Linked DNA regions of Mus musculus: region 2 is linked to region 1. The links are chromatin loops, found by intact Hi-C in ENCODE. Cell type or tissue: heart. All regions are shown on one strand. Links, peaks and the distances in the headings refer to the core of each region. The heading gives the core; the rest is flanking DNA.

Region 1 (12,271 bases), core at 1,364-9,363:
CTGCAGTCTCTAGCGCCTTTGGGACTGCCGCCACACCCGCTCCCCACATATGTCAATCAACATATGTAAGAACGGTGAAATACACAACTGAAGGGATCAGTGAAAGCATTTCCCCATAGCAGTAACTGAACGGGTAGGTGTAAAATCCGTGGTATGAAAACCCAGGCAGAATAAAATGGGAAAAAAGAAAGCTGAGATAGTACCTTCAGAAGGCATCATTCCCTTCTCTATTTCCTGGGATTCGAAGACATGAATTGCTTTAAAACTTCCATGACGGACTGATATGTCTGGAATTCTGAACCAAAGCAAATAAATGTAAATATTTTGTAAAGATGTTAGAAAGGTAACCAATAAAATATATAATAACTTAGTTATAATTTGATCAATCTGGGAGCATGGAAAGATTTTTCTTTATACCAGTATCACCATCAATACACAAATGATATGCTAGATGTCAATGTTCCTAGGAATATGATGTCAATAGATAGAAACGATTTTTGGGTCCATCATGTTATTATATGTAACCACAACCACATGTACTGCCCATCTTTGAACAAAATATGACTGTCACTAACAGACATATATAGTACTGCTATATTATTTTACACATTTATTAATTAGCAAATATTTATTAAATACCTAGTATAAGAATTTTGGAGGTCATATCCACAAAATCAAATAAATGACTATTGTGATTTGAATATGAAATGATTCCCTGGGCTTATGTATCTTAACATATGATGCCCAGGTGGTTACAGTATATGAAACTTCAGAGTATTGCATGCTCACTAGAGGAAGTAAGTCATGGGGATGGCTCCACATATTCTCTCTGTGCTTCTTGAATGTGGATGCAATATGACCAATCTGTTTACTCGTCCTGTGGCCATACTTTCCTCTCCCAATTTCCATGTTACCCATCACAGTGAACTCTTTCTTTCTGTAATTTTAAGTTGTAAAAAATAGTTTCTCCCCAGTTGTATATGTCAAGGTATTTTATCAAAGCAATATAAAACAATCTTGTACATTTGTGTTCATATATATTCAGAATTGCTTTTTCTACTTACATAAAATATACATAGATTGGTAGCATGGATATACATAGAAGAGAAATATGTTTAATTCAGCTGTGATAATGAACATTTCTAACCCTAGTGTGATGGTGGAGGAAGGAGCATGGACGAATAAAAAGGGAGATTATAGAAACTGTCCAGGCAGCTTAGCCAGTTGATTAGTACCCCGTTCTATGAAAGGCACTGTCTCAAAAAGTGATGTGGAGAATAATTCAGAAAGGCACTGAAAGAGGACCCCTGGCCTCCAAAACATATGCTCACATGCATGTGAGACCACATGCATACTTGCTTGCAAACATGAAATTAATGTACACATACAAACATACACGCTGGGCATGGTGGTGCACCCCTTTAATCCCAGCACTTGGGAGGCAGAGGCAGGAGGATTTCTGAGTTCGAGGCCAGCCTGGTCTACAAAGTGAGTTCCAGGACAGCCAGGGCTATACAGAGAAACCCTGTCTCAAAAAAACAAAACAAAAAACAAAAACAAAAGAAAAAAACCCCAAAAAAACAAACACACACAAACATACACACACACACACACACACACACACACACACACGCACACACACACACACACACATACAACAAGTGATGAAAAGTGAAAAGGAATATACCACCACTATGTTATGAGGGGAGAAAATATCTTTTACTTAAAGCAATTGACCTTTCTTAAAATTTTAAACAAAAATCAATTTAAACAATACTTTAAATTTTTCTAATTGACTATTATCTATTATATTTCTAAATATTTTCTTTAAAATGAGGTTTTTTTCCCTTGAGATAAATTTTTATTTTTTATTGTCAAGTTATAAAATTGTTACTATTATAGATTTTAAACAAATAACTAACATCTTTATAAAAATCTCAGCATCTATGGAAAAACATCTAAATGATATCAGAGAAATTAAATGTGATGCATTATCTATATCTTATGTAAGTCTTGTGCTGAGTTTACAAAGTGTGTTTCCAAAATATAGCACCTATCTTTAAATTAGCACCTCCTTCCCAGATGAGAGGTATCACTTTGGGTTCAGATGATAAATATTATAATGAGAATATCAACATTTGTCAGCTTAGTCAAATAGAGTCTCTTATACCAACAATGGATTTATTTGAACTCAGCACAGATATCAAAGTCATTTGTGGTCTATCATAAACTGAATTTGTCATTTTGTACAATTGTTCCAACAAGGTACAATTTAAAAATTCCAGGTTAGTATATGTGTCAACCTAAGAAATTCAAAGACTGCTGAAAAAGGACATGTTTGCTGTTCACAGCCATTAAGAGTCAAAATTAACAGACCCATAGTGTAATGATATTGCTGTCATTTTAGAAAACCTAGGAAGTAGCAAGAAATCACTCATGTATGACTCACGATTGCTGTTCATGGTAGTGCACACACTGGCAGTCTGTTTGTCCAGTCCCCTACAGGGCAGACATACTTTCATTTTTGTAACTGCATTGTTTCTATGGTCATCAACTTCATTCAGACATTAAAAGATGAACCATTTATTAAATATCCCTACTAAGAGTCCCATTTGCAACTCACTATCCTAAACTGTTATCTAGAAACAGCCATATGTATTTCCTGCAGCTGAAAGGACATATATTACTGCCCAAGGTCAATACAGCATTGTTATATTAGCTTCAATGAGAATATGTTCTGATTGAACAGTATTTATTAGAAACTATCTATGAAAATTAGGATGCTATGACAATGTAGGCTTGAGTTTAATTATTTTAATTTTTAAAAGAGGAAACATTTGGAAAAGCTAAAAAACAAGAAATAAATCTATGTAGTTATTTTACACAATATTCCACATTTTAAAGATTGATGAGACTCTTTCTGTGCCTATTAATTCAACGAGAAATATCATTATATTATTGCTCTTCAATCTAAAATGCATCTCTTATTATTGAGATAAATAAAACACTTTTAAGTTGATTTTGCTATTAAGGAGACTAGAATGTATTGACCTCTTTGAGTCTAATTAAATAACAAACACCAGTATATAGGGTGAAATCATGTACAAATCTATCTTCCGCACAAGTTTTGCATTCAAAGAAATAGAGATGTTAAAAAGTGAATACAATACTTATTTTTATTAAAAAAAAACCTGAAGCATATCTTCTCACTTCTTTGTCATTGAATTTCACATATATACATATATGTACACCTTCACATATATGTATATGTATTTATATATGTATATATAAATTTTAAGTTATTTTCAATCCATTTAAAGAATATTTCCCCTGGACAAAAACACTGTTAAAGATCCATGAACATTTAAGTAAGGCAATGTGAACACATGCACAGGCTGCATGAAAAACCTTACGTGATTGATAACAGATAACTGTATTGGATTTTTGGAATAAATTGATTAAAAGACACAAAACGCATTACAGTCATTCACGGCTTGAGGCTTTATGCTGTATTCCATTCGGTTCCATGTGTGCTTCTCATGATTTATTGACAGCTGCTATAGATGGTTCTTTATTTGGTTCTTCATTTTCAACTCATCCCAACCTTGGTCAAACAATGCAACCTCCTGCATTTTTTCAATATTTTCCTAATATCTCAGCTCATTTAATTCTATTGATCCACTGAAGAGTATAATGGCATTGAAACTGGAATTACTAGCACCTCCCTACCCCGGTGCTAAGAGCTTTCCTATTGAGTCTGTGGACCATCACACGGAATCATAAAAGTAGACAAAAAAGTAGAATGACCTTTACCAGCTACTATTGTACTGCAAGAATCCCACAAACCTCAGAACATCATTTTCAATTTTATGGCACTGTTTTCTTAAATAATAAGAGAAGGGGGAAAAAAGGAACAACTGACCCCTGTTCAGCATTTACTTAAGCAGAATTGGCATTAATAGAGTATTCTGTCAAAAATTCAAGCTCAAGAAAATGTATGGCTTTGTCCACAGCAGTAGCTATCTTAGCAGATTGCACTGTCACCGCCTCACACAAAGCGCATTGCAACACCATTAGTGGACATAAATAATGCACAAGCTCTTAGGCAGTACTCAGCTAAGTGCATGGAAACCTTGGGCTCCTGTTGTCAGAAATTCAATGGATTAGTACCTAGATTTATTTTAAGTCTGTAAAGCACTTTGTTCTTGACAGCGTTCAAAGTAGAAAGAGTGCTATCCTGAATGTGCATCTTAATACTGTCATTCCTGTCTTGTAAGAGTAGATGATATATGGGCTGCAATATTTCGTTTTAATATTTAAAGTTTTCGCTGTGCAGATGCAAAGAAATATATTAATAGCTATCTGCTGTTACTTTATTGATCTAGGAAAGAACAAAGGTAACCTGTAAAATTTCAACTAAGGCTAGTAAAATGGAGACATTACAATTGCATTGAACTGAAATAAATACTGATGCAATAATCCTTAAACATCATATTTAGAAAATTGGGGAAATCTGGCATTTATTTCTTTCTCTCTTGGTAAATATCGTATAGCAGAGTTCATTTTAAAGACAAATTTTAGCACAGTTTAACTTAATTAACTGCCTTCAAATCATGCTTTCTTTCCCAAAGTTAGGTGATTGTGTGAGCTAACCCTCCACTGTGGAAGAACTTTTCTGAAGGTTACTAAGAATTGCTGCCCTTTGACTTCGTGTTGTAAGCAGTTGCTGACTTTAGATAAGTTTAGGAGTTAAGTCCCAAAACTTTCAGTGAATTGAAAGGATAAATATATTATTGAGTTCATTTAAAAAAAAGCACCTTTCCTTTGTGTGACCTAACACAAGAATAAAGCTATTTTATATCAAGTTTAATCTTTCTTCTCTATGAAGGCATAAAATCTTATTTTAAAATAATAAATTTCTTTTCATTAAAACTATATGATATATTAATTCCAATCCAAGTGGTGAATATTCACATATTGAGTTAAAAAACATTATCAGGATGTAAGACACTAAAGGAAAAGAGAAAACTAATGAATATGTTGATATATTCAAGACACATTTATTATGGTATATGCTTGATGTATGTTAAGAGAATCTATTTAATCATATGACTTTTATATCCTTGTTTTTGTAAAACAAATATGGGATTGTGGCTGCTCATTTTATTCTAGGAAATTCATTATTTCATAAAACAGATATGATTAGATATGTTTGTTTCTGTTATTTCAGTACACAATTCCTCAAATACACCTATAAGAGGATCATTATTTTTCTCCAAACAGAATGTACTGAAAAACCAGGTACCACTGTTTCAGGATAACTAGAATTGATCAAAATGTGAAATGAGCCAATTATTGATAAATAAAATAAAATAATTCTATAATGAGCAAGTAAAATCTTCAGCCTTGGAAATTCTTTTACTTTAGTTAGAGCAGCTTACTCTGCTAAGCGCTGTCAACAAACAATTTGCATATTCTTATCAATAGGTGGCGCTTTCACCCTTCTTCACAGTTTACTCTGAATCCTTGTGGAATTCTATACACTTATAAGAGAGCAAATACTTCAACTATTTCTAACTTTGATAGATACTCTCAAGTCTTTAAATTTCACATTATTGCTAGCCATTTTGTTTTTCTTTGATAAATAATCCTGTTTGAACATTAGTGATTATGCTTAAAGAAAGCCTGGAGTTCTTTTCCAAATATAAACATTTTAAAAATTATTATTTGCTTTCCTGAACTATTTGGTTATTCCCCACTTACTCCATGGGGAAACTTACAGAATGTCATGTTATAAAATTCCTAGTATAGAGTAACTCTACCAGTTTCAGTATTTTGATGAATATAAATCTTAAGTGAAAAAAATTGCCAAAAATATTCAAATGTAATCACATATAAACCACTGTAATATAATGTAAGAGTACCTTGTATAAATAAGAAAACCCGGTCAAACAGACATGTCTAAAACATAACTATATTTAGAATTTTATATGACTTTATATTTAGTCATACTGGATCTTTGCAATTCAATCAAGTCTGAGCTGTAGGGTTATTTAGAATCTTTCTAAGTGGCAGATAATAGTCTTTTGCAACTTGGAATAAGAAGAGTCTTTAAAATATTCTTTCAGATCACATCTTTATAATTTTATACTAAAATATCTGTCTATAAAATGATTCCCTTCAATAAAGCATAGACTCAAATATTTATATACACTGCTAAATTTCTAATGTCAATTAATGTACTATAGTACCACAGTCTCTATTTATGATTACTTAAAATATGACAAGTGTATAAAATATAGGTGAATATGATAATTTTCTGTTTAGAGCAACAGTGTTGGGATTAATAAAACATTCTATATTGATAAAATAAACATCAGAGTCAAGTGATACTGTATATTATAATGCTCAATTAAACCATATAATTCCTTCACCTGATTATTTCCCTCAGATTTAATTTTCCTCACTAATCCTCACTATATTTTTAATTCCATATTGTTCTGCTGTGTCAAATGAAAAATTTTTATGTTACATATATATCAGCATCAGAGAAGTGTAACGTTGCAAAGTTGAGTCATTATAAACACTATGATCTTTCTTGCGTTGTGAAGCCACGTGGTGTATTTGTATGAACTGAATATGAAAATTTAATTATTCTGTCTAAAGCATACAACGTAATTCAAATTATAGTAGTGAAAATAAAAACTAAGTTTGAAGATTAATTCATCTTCATAAAAGAAATCTAATCATGTAAGTTACCAGTAATTCTTCTTGTAACTGAAAATATTTTAGTGATATCAGCCTCTTAGTATAATTCTTTCTGAAAATCTATGATGACTGTGAAAGTGGACTCCACCATTCCCTCCCCCCAAAATCTCAAACTGATAGTCTTGGTTCAATTTGCATGTTCACGCTTCATCACTTCTTTTTCCCATAAGACAGAAGTAGATAATAAGAAGTTCAAAAGGAATTTCATTTTTGTTTTTTTTTTTCTAAAAATTATAGAGTCTTCTAGAAAAATACAGTTTTGAATTAGTCTTATATTTAAGAGATTCTGTTGACATAATATTACCTTTTATATATCTTAATAAATAGGATTTCTTATACTTTGAAGGTCTTCTGCTGTAAGAACAAAGCCCTCTATGTTGTGATGTAAGGCCTTGGGGTGTTTATTATACATAGGCTTACGCTTTAAAGTGCATCACTGTTTTGCAACCCTATGTTTTACATATATAGAGCCTGACATTATTAGATAACATTATAAGATGGATCTTGTACAAATTCCATCCACTCCAAATGGAAGAGGATCCCTGTAACGTAGATAAATGTCAAGCATCAGTAGTCCTATGCTTAAACAGTCTTGAAGAGACAAAAACGGATATGATAGGCATAGCCCTCCATTATCAAGACAGCGATGATAAAGTACAACACTTAAGAGATTTTACTAACAGTTTAAGAGTTCTGGCACAGCGCTGACTGTGTATAATGAGGCTTCTAAACGTTCAGCTCACACAACTTGCATTTGAAGAGATAAAATACTTTACAAACTCTATTTCATTAATCTTCACAATATCTCTGTGAAGAATTATGAACACCAATCAACAGATTACAGAGGGATGGCATTGAAATGTTGAATGAATTCCCAGTCCTCTAAGAGAAAGCCTTGGAGATTCTCTTTACAATGAAGTTATATCTTTAATGCCAGCCTTCCAGACCAAATTAATGTGTTAACCCGCAGAAAGAATCAATATGTTATACTTTGTTCACTAGAAGAGAAAGTGAAACTTCTCCAAAATCACAATCTTAAATTTGATAATAGGTTAAAGCAATATTTTATTGCTATGTTATAAGAACATTCAAAAGTATGTCTTCTAAGAAAAGCATTGCACAGTGACTCTTTTCCAAGGCTATTCTAGTGGCCACATTAAAGCCAGATAACAATTTTAATCTTGCAGTAAATTAGTCTAATCATATTATTAAATAACTATTCAAGGGATTTTAACAGCACATGGTTTGCGTTGTATTATTAACAGCTCTTCAAAGGGCCCACAACATTATCACCATCAATAAATTGTTATTGACCACTTACTGTGGATAGCTTGAGTTTCGAAAGATCACATTGCTTCCAATTTGTTAAGCTAATCTTTTATGGATTTATTTTCATGTTGACAAACCAACTTCTTGTTATGTCCATAGGGCAAAACTTAGTCTTGGCACCCAAAATTTTTTTGATTCTTTTTAACAAATGAGCCTTTAAATGTGTTTGATAACCTATTATTAAGTAATCAGTTTTTTAAAAATGTAAAAGATAATTTGACAACTTTAGCAAGATGAGAAAGTACAGTTATTAAGTACAATTGGGAGGTCATTACACAAAAACGCCAGCACCAAGTACAGAACACTTCCATATCAGTCATTTGTCAGAGAGGCACCAAAGACACCATTGCTCTCTCTCAGACACACACCAGGACATGTTGTAAGTCCTGTCTTCTCTATACACCATACATCTTAGATGTAAGATGACGAGAAATCAAGCTGACAGTGCACTAGAGAGCTACAGTAACGACAAACTCATAGCAACTGTGTATGCTACCACTGAGTCCAGAGCTGCACCTTTCTATAAGTCAACTATGGGAAGCAGAAAGGCCACTGGTTCAGAAGAACTTACAATGTACTGCCGATCTATTGTCAATGTTTAAATTATACTTGAAGGAGAGGCAGAATATGGAGTTGCATACTCATTTGTGAGTTCAGACTCTGAGGGTAAGTCCAAACTCAGATGCACAATCCTGATTATTTTTTGTGGGACACTAACCAAGCACAATTAATGAATAAATGATAGGTTAATTACAATAATAAAGATGAGAAAAGGCATTATTCTATTAAAAATTAAGTAAAAATGATAAGATGTAAAAGAAATGAGTTTTCAAACTACTGTTTACCAATGTGGCTAAAACGAATGAGTAAGATTTGTTCAAACTGTTTAGCTTTTTGTTGGTTCTTTGTCAATTTCGCATTTTGCACACCGATGCTACTCATCTCCCCTACCTTCCCTACCTGTCCCCCATCCTTGCAATTTCTACACTACAACAAAGAAAAGAAAATATTGTGGAAGCAATAGTGAATCACAGTGTGTTTCACACTATACGCTTTTGTCCACACTTCTTTGCTTGCAAATGTTCATTGCAATGAGACGTTGGCCTGATACAAGCTCCCTAGGCTTCTGCTATGTCAGGCCTGGAAGTTTACTGGGCTTCCTCTCAAATATCCTGCTGTTGTCCTGTGTCTTGGATATCCTGTAGTTTAAAATCTGTAGTTCGGTTCCCTTCATGTGCTCCAACAGTTCGCAGATGGGGTGGATGTTGGGTCTTGCCAATTCAAAGCCTCTGAGTTATCTGAGCTGGTCAGTTTTTGGGGGCCTGACTCTCCCGCAACCTCCATAACTAGCGTCAGCTCTACCCTGCTTCCCAGACCAAGTGGTCCTCTCCTGAATGCTACACTCTGGGAGGGATGAAGGCAGCTCTCCTCCTCTCATGACCCCACGGCCACATCTCCCATGTGCCACAGGTGACAGGCAGAAGGGGGAGGAGGGTAACTCTCCCTCATCCGTGCCACCATATGGAGGCTAATGTTAAGGCCAGATCTCCCATGCTTGTATTCTTCAGACCATATCACCTACAGCTCATACAATAAGTGAGACCTCTCTCCCAGTCACAGTGTCTAAAGGCAGAGGCCGCTTTCCTACTCTCATGCCCCCCTCCAACGCACAAGCCAGCTCTCACATAATATCCAGGTGAGGGATGGGCCAGTTATGCTCAGCTCTCAGATGTCAACATATCCTGGGTGGCAGCCCAAAAAGGGACATCCTTCTGGCCTTTGCTAGTAATAGATGTCTGGTAGTGTAAATGGACGCAGATGTAGACCCAATGATGACTAAGGGCAAGATTCCACCATGGTCCTAAGTGGTCATCAGCAACTCACATCAGGCCATTCCTTACTACCCTAGAGTCTCCAGTTCTGCCTCTCTTGATTATGCCCACATCCTTCTGTTCATCTTTCTCTTCCATTTCTCCACATTTTACTTGCTTTTGTAAGTGTCATCTGAGGATCTTTGAGTGTGTGGGGTTGTCTCAGGTATGGTCTCAGGACAGATATGCTCTGCTCGAGCATTATGGCACTGGGCAGGGGTCAACTCCTCCATGATCTGGTCCCTCAGGCCTGCTTGACTCCAGTGGCCCACCTGAGTGACTCCTTGAGAAGGTTGTCTGTCTTGGGTTCACCCTTCCTGGGGCCTGTAGTCCCAGACAGGATTCTTCTAGTTTCTGACTCATTCCCCATCTGGGAGCTCATCCAGGCCTGCCTGGTACCTGATTATCTCAGGGTCATTTTTTTTTCAGGAAGTGTTAGGTTACTAAACATTTAGGTGTTCATAGATCAGAATACTGAGTATAGACATAGCCTCTCTCCCCTCTGCAACCTACAACTAGACATGTGATACAGCACAGACAGACATACCTGTAATGACTCTAGGAGTAAGAGTTTGTTCAGTTTTACATGCCATTTGGTCAATTCTGCACTCTTTAGTTACTCTACTCCAAGCAGGGCATTCCATAAGGCTGGACAATTTTCAGCCTTATTAATTTTGTATGTTTAGAGAAGCCTAGCAGTCAGTACACCAACCTTCCTACCTTATATAGTAGCCCTATGGACACATTACCTCATCTCTCTTCTTCACTCATGTGATAGCTTACTGTTTTGTTAGTACCGTTATCATCTCATCCAGTGTCTACATAGCAACTAAAGTGATTTATTGCTTGCCGCCTCCTCCTCCTCCTCCTCCTCCTCCTCCTCCTCCTCCTTCTCCTTCTTCTTCTTCTTCTTCTTCCCTTTCCTATGTTTCCCTCCTACAACATTTCCCATCTCTTGTGCTTTTTGTTACCCATTGTTATGCCTGCATATAAATACTTAAGTAAATAAATAAATACTGCAACCCTCATACTCCATTCTGTGTTGCTCTCATGTATATCTTTGTAGGGCTGAGTACTTTCTATTAGATCACAAATCAGCTCCCTTATTCCTCTACAAGATTAATTATGCCTCTTAGATCAATTGCTAATTTCTTTTGCTTTTTATCTAGGTATAAAGACCCACGAAATTTCTCCTTTATGTGGTGGGAAATTAACAGGTGCTTGTACTGTTTAAGCCATGTTTAAATCCCCGTGTTGTTTAGATTTCATGGATGTAGCTTACCTATCATAGCTAGAAGAAAAAAATACCACAGAATATTTCCTGGCTCTCTGTCTTTCACAACCTTCCCACCCCTTCACTGAGTCTTTCATATGTAAGTTTTGTTGTAGATAAATTACTTAGGGTGGGAACGCATGGTCAGTTGTTTCCTGAATATGTCAATAAAGATAAAATTCTAACTTAAGAGTATTAATATGTGCTTTATCAACAAATCATGTTTATTTGATAAATTTATAAAATGTTTCAATAAATGGTGAATCAAACTTCTGTCTCTGTAAGGACAGATTGACTAGTAAAATAAAAGGAACTATCAGAAAAAATATTTAACAATGTTTTGTTGGTTTTTTTTTTCTTTTTCTTTTTTTCAGAATAACAAGAAGCAATCACTAGTTGTCTCTGGGTCTCCTTTTTACTATGTACAAAGTGAAAAACTACTATTATTTTTAATTTTCCTAAATAATGTAATATAATATTGAATGAGTAATTTTGGAGGCTTTGTTCATTTTGTTTTCTAAGTAGTAGAGATAGATGGTCTACACTTCACATGCTGTTGCTTAAATGAAAAGTAATGAATTTTAAGAAATTAGCAAACATGGCGTTGACATAGAAGTAAAGGTTACTAGCATCTGTGGGAGCCATCTTGGTTCCTTGACACCACTGAAAGTAGTCTGCACAGGCGAGAGTATGCACTACAGAAGCGAAGAGCTTCTGGGACAGGCGGGAGACACAGAGCTTCTGAGGCAGCGCCCTTTTCAGGCTCCAGACATCCAGCCACATTCCCGGCCAAAGGATAGGTGTCCAGCCAGCCCAGGAAGGATTTCCCTCAGCATTGGGAGGAGCCATCTTGGTTCCGAGACTCCGCAGAAAGTAGTCTGCACAGGTGAGAGTGTGCACTACAGAAGCTAACAGCTTCTGTGACAGGCCAAAGCACAGAGCCTCTGGGAAAGGTCCTGTTTTGGGCCTTCATTTTCGGCCAGGAGGAAGGTCCGAACGCCAGATAACTGTGCACCTTCCCTGTAAGAGG
Region 2 (12,271 bases), core at 2,634-10,633, 1.6 Mb after region 1:
CTTACCTGTAAACCTAACTCACTTTTCCTTCTATACCAACCTGAAACCCATCTACAGGTAAAATCAATAAGCAGGAAACATAACTGTTGGTCTGGGACCAAGATTCCAATCACTGAAGACTCTCATAGGCAAGCAAAAATAAAATATAGAAGTATAGAAAACCAAACGAGATTTGCCTATATTGGTCTTCCCACAAAAGGAGGTAGGTGCAAACAGCTTGGACAAAGAAGTATGGTTATATGTCAAGGGAGGCCAAGACCAACTGCATACAGGATGCCAGAACAATTGTGTTTGCTTGCTTGCTTGCTTGATTGCTTCCTTCCTTGCTTGCTTGCTTGCTTGCTTGCTTCCTTGCTTCCTTGCTTCCTTGCTTCCTTGCTTCCTTGCTTCCTTGCTTGCTTGGATTTTGTTTGCGAGCAGGGGGTTGTTGTGTTGGTCTTTTATGCTGTTTAGTTGTGATTGTTTTGGGACAGAGGCTCAGTACGTATGCTCTGTTGGCTTAGAACTCTTGACATAGCCTTGAACTCGCAGTGATCCTCCTGTTTCCCGAGTGCCAGGATTACAGGTGTGTGCTACTACATCCAGCTTCAGATAGACCTTTGCAATGTCCCTTTTATACAAGTTATTTTAAAAGTGCATCATATGATCTATGCTCTTCAAAGATATTTGTGAACCGAAAAGTATAATTTGAAATGCATATGCTTTGAAAATACATGCATTGACTTTTTTTTTTTAAAGTGGAGTCTTTTCTATCTTCCAGTACACACTGCAGGGACTCTCAGCTCTTGAAGCACATCCCATATAATCTGTACTCTCTGTATCCTACTAATAACTCAACATGTGTGAGCCTTGAGGAAGATGGGAAACTGATTTACCTCTGAATATGATTTCTTGCATACAGTAAATATGCAAAAGTTGAGAGAACTGGTTGATTAACATCATTTGCACAAAGAATTAATCTTTTGCTTCCAAGACTATCAACCCCTTGAAAGCAAGGACCACAGCTTTGAATTCCATTTTTTTTCACAACTTGATGGCACACAATAAATATGAGGTTGTTTGCCTGCTTTATTTAAGTCCCCAATAGTATTTGTAACTACCAAAGAGATAAAGCCAGTGAGAAATTGTGTCTGTGGCCTTGATGTTTGATCACAAAAGGGCTGAGCGACAGGAAAGACTATTTTGTCAGTCACCCATTACAAATATTCTACATTGTGTTAGGCTTTGGCGGGGCCCAAACTGACCAACATGAAATACTTCATCTCCTTGGACAACACATCCCGTAAATTATGAAAAGAAAATGGTATTTTATGTGAGCCAGGCAACCTCATTTTCTAGGCAGCACACTTCATTCATATTGCTGTTATTAATAGGTTACTTACAGGATTCATAACTGGTGCCACTGTGTGAAGGTACCCGGACATGGACAATCACCACAGTGAAAAGTAGTATATCTTGGTTCTTTCCAGAGTGGTAACTTTATCAAAACTATCAGAGGTGTCCTTTGAACTTCACTCCAACCCTGTGTAATTGGATTCTACGTTATGTTCACCTGAGTTCCCAGAAGACATTTTGACTTTAAAACTTCCGAAGTATCCTTTCCACTAATGAATTTTGCCTACTAAAGTTAGCAATTCTTCTAAGACTCCTGCATGTAAAAGTGCCTAGTTGTACTTTTGCAACTCTCACACTAGCTAGGCTCTTGCCTGAGCTAACATATTCGATCTTTTTTAAAATTAGAAGTAGAAGAATACACAGGGTGATATGTCACTCGAAAGTGAGCTCGGACAGATAATTAAGGATTAAAATCTAAATTATCACCTCTCTTGCAAGGTACAGCAAGAAGCACAGATGCCTTCTCATCTCCTCAGAGAAATACAGATGCAATGTACCAGATAAGACACTCTGTAGTTTTCATTATAAAGTTAATATTTATCTTACAACATTGAGTTTATCTTACCAACATATCTCATTCAGAAAAAGAATTTCTTTATTTACCACATTAAAGTAAATATTGCTATGAGATACGTGTTAAATTTTTAATAAAATCCACCCTATCTTGTTTGGATCAAAGAGAGCTGGCTCAGCTGAGATACAAGCAACACCAAATAAAAAAAAAATACCTAATTCCAAATACAGAGCCCCAGTACAGCACACATGTGGCCCAGCCTATCCATGGCGACTGCAGCTTTATAAACGTGGACGCTGAAACATTTCACAGCTTCAACTGAGCATTTTGTAAGCCAGAATCCTAGAACTAAAATGTGAAATTGCCTCTACTTGTAATCCTCACCCACAGAGTATCAGATCAGCGCTCCACAGTCCTCATCCCTGAACTGCATTTGCCAAAAGGCACCGAAGTTAAACTTAATTCAATGAGATTTACAAACACTGTCCTTTGCCTTGCACGCATGCATTTTTAGTATGAGAGATTTATTAGCATGATGTGGTTTCTCTTTGCAGGACAGAGTTAGACATAAAAACCTATCTTGTTTTCACTCATCCCCTGTTCCTTAAGTTAGCAATAAAAAGCCCTATTACTCGAGAGCAAAAAAAAAAAAAAAAAAAAAAAAAAAGCTGATCCTGATTCTCTTCCTTGCATTAGGGAGAGTGAGGAGTCAGCAAGTCAGAGGATGGATTGCCAAATCTTTACAAAGAGATTCCCTAGCAGTCTGTATCCCCTGGCATCTCTTTTCCACTTGGGAATGAGCTGGAAAATGGGAGCAAACACAAAACAAAAAAGGCAGAACACCGTTCCGAACCTCCAGGTTCAGAAGGAACGACTAGAGGTAAATTCTAAAACATCAGATCATATGAACCATGCCACTAATTGAAGGTGTCACCACCCCATGACCTGGCCTTCATCCTGATACTCGGTGTGGTGGGAAATCTCCAAGGCTGAAGGTCAAAGGTTACAGATGCCCAGCACTTGAATCCTTGTTCTGACCCAGAAGGCCGACTTGAGTATGTTACATGACCTTGCTGTGCCTGGGTTTCCCCATCTATTAGATAGAGACAGTCACCAAGAGATGTTTCTAGAGTTAATATGCAGATTCAAATAGTCAAAATTTGTTGAGTTCTATGGCAAGCTCTACTCCAGAATGGATGGTACTGTGTATACAGCTATTATATATGATGAAATATTGGTTTTGTCAGAGTCTTTCATTTATATGACCAGAGAACTAGAGATAGATTCAAGCCTTACTTCTTTCTCTAAGTTCATAATTTTTTTCTTCCTTCTCTCCCTGAACACATTCCTCTCCATCATAATCAGGTAGGTTTTTGTTTTTCTTAATAAACAGAAAAATCTAACATTTAGTAAACAGCCTGTCTGTGCCAGGCAATTATCTGCTAATGATCTCATTCCAGTCTCATGAAAACCGGTGAACTGGGTGCTATTTTTATCCCCTCTTGAAAGGTGAAGAAATAAATGGATTGAAAGATTAAGTAAATTGTCCAAGTTATAACAGTTATTATGAAGCAGAACCAATAATGAAAGCCAGACAACACTGAGAGTTTGGGGGGAAAAAACATCATACTCCAAAAATATTCCCAATGGGCTTAGGTTTTAAAAAGTCTCATTCAACTCTCCCTCCTCCAGCAACTGAGCACACGTGGACAGATTCATGACAGGCCTACAACCTGTGCATCCATGAGAGTGGGTGACTGTCACTTTAAGTCAGAGTTTGGAGGTGGCTTCTCATAGAACAAACCTGTAGTTAAAGCTGATTGATGTAGCCTTTGTGTGTGCTACCAATGAAACCAAAATCAAATTTGAAAGTGCTTTTCAGCTATGAAAGAAAAAGCATAGAAAGCCTGTGTATTGCTTTGAACATACTCTCATGTGAACATACTCTCCTGTGAATATTCACACACAGGTGTGGATTTGAGGTTGCTTGTTGAAACGCAACAACATACAAGAGAGAAAGAAACCCTGGAGTTGGATGGATGGAAAGGCAGGGTGGATCTAGGAGAAGATGAGGAATAGGAAATCATGACCAGTATATATTGTATTCTTAAAAAAGGGGATCTAGGGCTGGTGAGCTGGCTCAGTGGGTAAGAGCACCCGACGGCTTTTCCAAAGGTCCGGAGTTCAAATCCAGCAACCACATGGTGGCTCACAACCATCCGTAACGAGATCTGACTCCCTCTTCTGGAGTGTCTGAAGACAGCTACAGTGTACTTACATATAACCAATAAATAAATCTTTAAAAAAAAAAAAAGGAGATCTACTTTTAATAGAATAAATAAATAAATAAATAAATAAATAAATAAATAAATAAATAAATAAAATGTAAATAAAGATTTTGGGGGTGACTGTCTCTTTCCCCCGTACTACTTAATATAATACCCACTGCCTAGTCTCCTATTTCAAGCTAACACAGTTTTTTTTCAATTTTGTATTAGATATTTTCTTCATTTACATTTCAAATGTTATCCCAAAAGTCCCCTATACCCTCCCCCTGCCCTGCTCCCCTACCCAACCACTCCCACTTCGTGGCCCTGGAATTCCCCTGTACTGGGGCATATAAAGTTTGCAATACCAAGGGGCCTCTCTTCCCAATGATGGCCGGCGAGGCCCTCTTCTGCTACATATGCAGCTAGAGACACAAGCTCTGGGGGTACTGGTTAGTTCATATTGTTGTTCCACCTGTAGGGTTGCAGACCCCTTCAGCTCCTTGGTTACTTTCTCTAGCTCCTCCATTGGGGGCCCTGTGTTCCATCTTATAGATGACTGTGAGCATCCATTTCTGTATTTGCCAGGCACTGGCATAACCTCACACAAGACAGCCATATCAGGGTCCTTTCAGCAAAATCTTGCTGCCATATGCAATAGTGTCTGCATTTGGTGGCTGATTATGGGATGGATCCCCAGGTATGGCAGTCTCTTGATGGTCCATCCTTTCATCTCTGCTCCAAACTTTGTCTCTGTAACTCCTTCCATGGGTATTTTGTTCTCTATTCTAGGGAGGAATGAAGTATCCATGCATTGGTCTTCCTTCTTCTTGATTTTCTTGTGTTTTGCAAATTGTGTCTAGGGTATTCTAAGTTTCTGGGCTAATATCCACTTATCAGTGAGTGCATATCTAATGACTTCTTTTGTGATTGGGTTACCGTACTCAGGATGATATCCTCCAGATATATCCATTTGCCTAAGAATTTCATAAATTCATTGTTTTTAATAGCTGAGTAGTACTCCATTGTGTAAATGTACCACATTTTCTCTATCCCTCTGTTGAGGGACATCTGAGTTCTTTCCAGCTTCTAGCTATTATAAATAAGGCTGCTATGAACATAGTGGAGCATGTGTCCTTATTACCAGTTGGAACATCTTCTGGGTATATGCCCAGGAGAGGTATTGCTGGATCTTCCAGTAGTACTATGTCTAATTTTCTGAGGAACTGCCAGACTGATTTCCAGAGTGGTTGTACAAGCTTTCAATTCCACCAACAACAGAAGAGTGTTCCTCTTTCTCCACATCCTCGCCAGCATCTGCTTTCACCTGAATTTTTGATCATAGCCATTCTGACTGGTGTGAGGTGGAATCTCAGGGTTGTTTTGATTTGCATTTCCCTGATAATTAAGGATGTTGAACATTTTTTTCAGGTGCTTCTCAGCCCTTCGGTATTCCTCAGTTGAGAATTCTTTGTTTATGCTAACACAGTTTTATAATAAAGAATAAAAGGGAAATAGCAAATCTTACAAAAGAGTCAGGATTCCACTAAGTCAAAGGAAGTATTGCTTAAACTCCACAGAAAGTCAGTGGCTAAGGCAGAGTTAAGTCAGTCGATAGCTGAAAGACAAGTCTTCAAGAAAAACCAACAAGGAAGTTTTTCAGAGGGAGATTCAAATGCCACAGAACTTTCCTTGTACGAATTATAGCATCTGTGAGTAACTTGCAAACAGTTGGTTTTTTTCATGGCCTTGCCCAGGCATCCACCCCTTCTCCAGGGACCTGAGCTGAGCTACCAGTCTGCAGGACTGAGTTCACCTGAAGCTGGTGGGAGGCAGATGGGCTCCTTTCTGGGCACATATTTGAAAATAAAATCCCTGTTTGACTAGATACAGGAGCAACCAAACATATTTGTGTAATTCGTTTTCTAAATAAGGGCCCTTCCCTCTGGGGGAAGGTGGAGAACCAGTCACATTTTGGTAAGCATTTTCAAGTGAAGTCACAGACAGTCCTCTTTTTCTCCAGAACCAATTATGCTCAGATGCTGAGGTTGGACAGATTTCCTCTCCCTTATGTCTCTAAGAGCTTCTAATGAGACCATCTATGTTATACAAATATTATAACAAGAGTAATTCTGCTATCTGGTGGCAAAACACACAAACAACAGGAGCAAAGAATTGAATTGAGCATCACAGAGAGAGGCTAAAATCTTACTACATTTCCTGAAAAGAAAGGAAAAAAAGGCTTCTTTTCTAATTTGAACAGAAAACAAACAACTGTTGTTGAAGAACTCCTGCTAACAATTAAGGGGGAAAACAGCAAATGAAAGGAAGGAATGTCGCTGACCGTAGTGTATTCAGTACTATCGGGACTCTGAATTCTATTTAGGGAACACTTGGTCACTAAGGCATCCCATGACCTCCAGTGAAGCAGAAGTTCCAAACACAAGCCAGTTGTCACAAAGGTGAACTGGGGATTTGGCGATATAATATAAATTTCTCCCTCTGAGCCACAATCAGAAACAATAAGTCTCAAAGCAGGAAAAAAATAGGAAGGGTCATGTAAAACAATTTCTTATTTTACAGATGAAGAAAGGAATTCGGGATTAGGTGACTGGTCTAAGGCCATTCAGCTTGTTAGAATTGAATAAAAGCTCTAGAGCTGAGACTCATATTGAAGACCAACAGTACTTCTTCCTTTCTCTAAAAAACAGAGAGCAGCCACATCAACAGTAAGTTGAATATTGTTCTCCAAACTCGAAAGCAATTTGGACATTAAACCCAAAGGAACCCCTGAGTGGGTCCTTAGGAAGTCAACTTATAGACACCTTTCCTCCTTCTCTCCTGTAACCAGGGAGCCAGGGTGCAGAACTGCCTTTACAACGAATCTCAAAGGACAGATGCAAGGCCAGCACCAGCTTCGCCTGGGAACTTGTTAGACACATTCCTGGGTTGGAGCCCAGACCCACTGGACGAAAAGCTGGTCAGGTGATCTGGATGTCCACTATGGTTTAAGAGCCATTAGTCTATCCGATCAGTGTACCAGTTATCTACCCTAGTAGAATGTGAGTTGTTTTGCCATTTTTCGAAATGCCTTTTTGCTTGGCTTGTATGTTCTGGGAATGAGATTTTAAAGGATCCGCACAGCCATTTTCTGACACTAATTGTTCCTCTTTGCTAGTGAAAGCACATTCAAACTGAAGGCTTTTTTCATGTCACTTGATTTGTTTTACTCAATTGTCCAAGCTAGTAAGTTTCCTGTCGACACAGAAATCAATGATCATGAAAGGGAAATGATCCCCTACATTTCCTTCTCATTGCCCCCCTTTCTTTCTTCCTCACCTGGGATCCTGACTCCACTTGTCAAGCCACAGCAGTTTTATGACCCCACTGACTCTCACCCTGAGAGACCTGCACCCTCTTGTTCCCACAGCCACTGCATCAGTCCCTCTTCCTTCCAGTTTTAAACTGTCATCTTCTACAATTTTTGGTGGCAGTCTCAACTCTGATGTCACCTATCATCAAAAGATCGAGGAGGTTGGAGATATGGTCCAGTGGTTAAGACACACTGGCTGCTCTTCCAAAGGACCAGGGTTCAATTCCCAGCACCTTCAGATACTCTGTAACTCCCAGTTCAAGAGGATCTAACAGCCTCACACAGACATAAATGCAGACAAAAATACCAATGTACATAAAATGAAAATAAACAAATTAAGAAAAAAGGAAAAGAAAAGATCAAGTGGTTACACTATCTGCAAGAGACTTGAACTTGGGGCCATCCCGTACTGAAGAGGCAAAACTTAAGACAGCAGAAATCAGTTCACTGCTATAAATCTTGCTCAATGAAATTAAGGCAGTTATATTTTGTTATGCACATTTCTCACCTGAATCTAGCACACTTTAGCCCTCAAAGTCACGTCAAACTGTGTTTTTGCCTTTGTATAGCGAGACATCTAAACCCTTCTTTGAGACCATCTTCAAGCCCCTGGTCCTATGGTGCAAATCAAACATCATTAATTACCATTTTCTATATTTCAACATCTTCCTCTAGCACCTACAATAAGTCATATACCCGGGAGCAGAAGAATTTTATACTTCCGGTACTTACATCCCAGGGGAAGAGAGTACACAAAATATGTACTAACAGGTCATCTATACAACAGCCAAAGTTGAACAGAAACCCAAGCTGGGAGAGAAGAATGTCGGGAGGTTACTCAAAAAGGGACATTTAAATATCTCTTGAAGCTCATTCATCTCACATTAAGTTCTCACTCCCTGATCATCTCGAAGGGTCCCTAAAAGCTAGTTGCTATCATATAACCCCCCAAAACAAAACCATGTGTTTTTCCATAGGCTGTAGAATTTTCTAGAAGTTAACACTTAGCCTATAAGTTTGTGTTCTCATGAATTTGCCATTCATTTCCTCAGAATCTGTAATTTCCTACATCTTAGCAAAACAACAACCAGTTCCTACCATACATATGAAACCAGGAGCCAATGGCCTTGCCACACCTGAGGATCATTTGTTTCCTAACACAGAACAACACCATTGAAGTTACTACCTAGAAAATTTGTTCTGCCCTTCGGTGCCCTTATCTGCTGGGAGAAAAATATTGGTGTTTATTATTATTATTATAGCTAGCTCCACAATCTACTAAGAACTCAGCAATAAAATATGAAATGGCCACATGGGTAGAGAAGAAAAATTATGGGCAAGGAACAGGATGACCCTCGAAAGCATCTTTTGCAAAGAACAGTATTCACCTTTTTGTTCCAGCCTGAACCAGGAAAGACATAATTTATTTACCCAGAGCACCTCACGTCAGATATAATGTCTGCATTTTTCAGAGGACATCTCTTTAATGCCATTTTATGGCTTGGTTCACACAAGAACAGTGAGTTCAAGTAATTTGGCCAAGGTCACATGCTGGGAAATTCTAGGTTTGTCTGTTTTAAAACTATAGAATTTATTGTTTTCTTTTCTTGTGATGATCATCAGAATCCTTTGCTTCTGGCTTTATCTCTCCTAATTTTAGAGACAAAAAAATTTTTTTTAACATTTTTAAGTACTGCTTTTACATTTTGGTCATTGTAATTGCTTGACAGATAATTAATTTTTCATTGTAAAATGCCCAGCAAATGAGGCCTTTTTATCTGACAGAGCAAAGTGCTGCATAAATAGTAGATAATACAAGCACAACAACAGCATTTTACGGATTAAAAACTGCAGTTTTCTGTTAAACTTCGTATCCTCACAAGCACAGCCCAAAGGGTTTTACTCAGCTTAGTTTACCAAAAACATCAAGTGATGCATCCAAAACTTGAGAAGGCACCTTGTATGACTGACTTTTCAACACTGTGACCAAAATGCCTAAACAATACCTTAAGTAAGGAAAGGTTTATTTGGGCTCCTGGGATCACAGGGCTTCACTCCACAGGGACAGGGAAGGCGGGTCCTAGAATTTCATTCCTGGCAGTGAGAGTTTGTGGGGGAGGGAGCACACACACACACACACACATGGCCAAGTGTGGAGCAGAGAGCAAAGCAGGACCACGGGGCCAGGAATAATTTTCAAAGGGCCTTAGACCAGCATCCACTAGCTCGGGGCCACCTGCTGATGGTTCCACATCATCACTAGGTATAGAGCAAACATCTCTCAAGGACCAAGCAGTTCCCTAACCTCTGCTGTATTTGGGGGGGAGGGGGGGAGGAGTGACAGACCAGCTAGTGTATGGGTGGGGAGTGAGGGGACATCCTCTTGGAGACAGGGGGGAGGAGGAATGGGATGTGGAACTGTGGGAGGGTGAACCGGGAGGGGGTAAAGTCTGGACTATAAGCAGTGGTTGCTCATGCCTTTAATCCCAGCATTTGGGAGGCAGAGGCAGGAGGGTTTCTGAGTTCGAGGCCAGCCAGGGCTACACAGAGAAACTCTGTCTCAATCAATCAATCAATCAATCAATCAATCAATCAATGTAATAAAAATAAATAAAATATTTTTTTAAAAAGTGTCTGCACATTTCAGATCCTTTATAACACACCCTAGAGTGCACAGGCTGATTAATTTTGATATATATTGGTCTTTGAATGATAGAAAGCTTTTATGTTTTCTATCAATTTAGCATTTTTCCCAAAATTGTGGCTTCTGACTTCTGATTGTTTCATTAAGTTAAATTAGAGCATCCATTCCTGAATTCTCTCCTTTTACCTTTTCTTCAACAAATTTCTTCCCTAAGATAACCAATATTCCTCCTTAGTATAAAAATTTAACAGGATATCTGACAAGCAACAACCACAGAAGATAGAGGTAAATAACAGGCTTGGGACACCTCAGTCAGCAAAGTGTCTGTCACACAAGTATAGAACTTAAATTCATAGCTCCATTTCTCAACTATAAGCCAGATGTGGTGACATGTACCTATAGTCTCCATACTGCAGGACAGAATCAGGTAGGTCCACAGAGGTCCATAGCCAGCTGGTGGGCTCCAGCTTCAGAGAAAGACCTTGTCGCAAATAGTTAGATGGATAGAGGGAGAGACCCAGCATTGACCTCCACTGTCAACATGCATGTGCCCATGCTACTGCACACACACCTGCATGCACACACACCCGCATAAATACCACCACACGCACAGTCACACAAGCACACCAACCAATTGTTGAAAATAAAATACAGATGATTAAAATGAAAACTTAAATTATACCCATTCAGAAGACCTGAAGATAAATGAGATTAGCCGTTCATATTTGCCGCTCATCATTTCTTCTATAGCGCAGATAGCGTTTCCTTTTGTAAATTGACTCCTTATGTCAGTGTTGTGTATAAAGATGAGGTACACAAAGAAGAGATGTTTCCACAAAGTGAACATGTGCTGGGTCATAGTATTCATTGTGCCTTTGGATTTAATGATTCGTAGGGACCTCAACAACAACAGTGGAGATGGGACTTGAGCTCTACAAGCAGGCTGAGAATGAAGAAACAGAGGTTGGACTCTCCCACAACTTCCCACCCCTGTGAGTTAGGGTGCATTATTTAACGGTTCTCCCCGTTACCTCATCCGATAAACAGATTAATTGAATTAATGTAAGTAATTCACTTATAATACTTTGAGACAGGTAGAACCAAGTGTTATTGTCATTCTGGTTGTTGTTGTACAGTATTTGGAGCACCGTTTCCCTAACAAGCATTAAACTTCCCTTCGTGGGCATTCCTGTAAGAATTTGCTTAGTTCCCTTAAAGTCTTCTGCGAGTTCCTCATAGGCAAGTTAGCCAACAGGAAAGCAGCCACCACTCTGGGCGGTATTTTTGCATTTGCGGTCTGCCTCTATCACAAGGGACCAAGACTCCCAGGCAGCTCTCTCTGTCCTTCCCTTCCGTAAGAATGCTCGCACTCGGGTCCACATAAGTCTACATTGGTTTTGTTTTCAAGCTTTACTTGTTTTGCTATCCTTTTTCTTAGCTCTGGCTTTGGGCTTACGTCTTTCTGCCTTTATTCACCCCCCCACCCACCCAGCCCCCGACCCTGCTTGGGATTTCCCACAACCCTCTCACTTCGGTCCCCCCAGAGCTCTCAGGACCATCCACTGCCTTAACAATGAAAGCCCAGCGCAGCATGGCCTGTCTCAGCTTAGGAAACCCTTCCCCTGGTCTCTTCCCTCCTGCACAACAGCCGGAGGAGATAAAGTTGTGACTGCTCTCTCTCCATCCTCCAACCGAGAAAGCGAACCCTTTGTCATAAAAAAACACGTCCCCCGCTCTGCGCGAAATGAAAGCTTCGCAAGAGCAAACGTTATGTTTTTTTTATTTTTCCCTGACCAGACACATATTTATTCTGATTAATCTACTTTGCAAATTGTTGTCATTAAAAAAACAGAAAATATATGAGTGGCTTCTACATGTCTTTCGGCTAAATGCACATGTCCTAATCTCAATGTATTCCTTTTAAAACAATATATTGGATATTTGCTCTTTGCCAAGCTGCGTGCTCCCTCGGTGTGAGCCCTAAATTCAGGGTACATGGGAATAGAGAGAAACTTTGGGTTCCACAGCACAGTTTCATGCACGGATCCAGCTTGCACATGCGCAGTTACCTCATGAGC

The links. Hi-C counts contacts between places; a loop is a spot of excess contacts. Peaks named below come from ENCODE experiments on the same cell type or tissue, not always from the same donor. Only the 100,000 strongest peaks of a DNase experiment are listed, where the experiment ranks them.
Region 2: it touches region 1 in a loop (4-fold over the local background); 2 of 42 quality-filtered maps call a loop at or near these places.

The regions. Positions count from the first base shown.
Region 1 is chr14:97,326,096-97,338,366 of GRCm38, forward strand. It overlaps Gm23276 (a small nucleolar RNA gene), which reads right to left and starts at 10,537; the gene lies at 10,400-10,537. In heart, for the core only: a CTCF peak has its summit at 5,494; no DNase peak of the experiment used is centred there.
Region 2 is chr14:98,945,519-98,957,789 of GRCm38, forward strand. The region is part of intron 1 of Gm41228 (a long non-coding RNA gene); the gene reads left to right. Among named protein-coding and RNA genes, the nearest start is that of Gm41228, 47 kb to the left of the region's middle. In heart, for the core only: a CTCF peak has its summit at 6,325 (motif pointing left); no DNase peak of the experiment used is centred there; H3K27ac peaks cover 1,047 bases.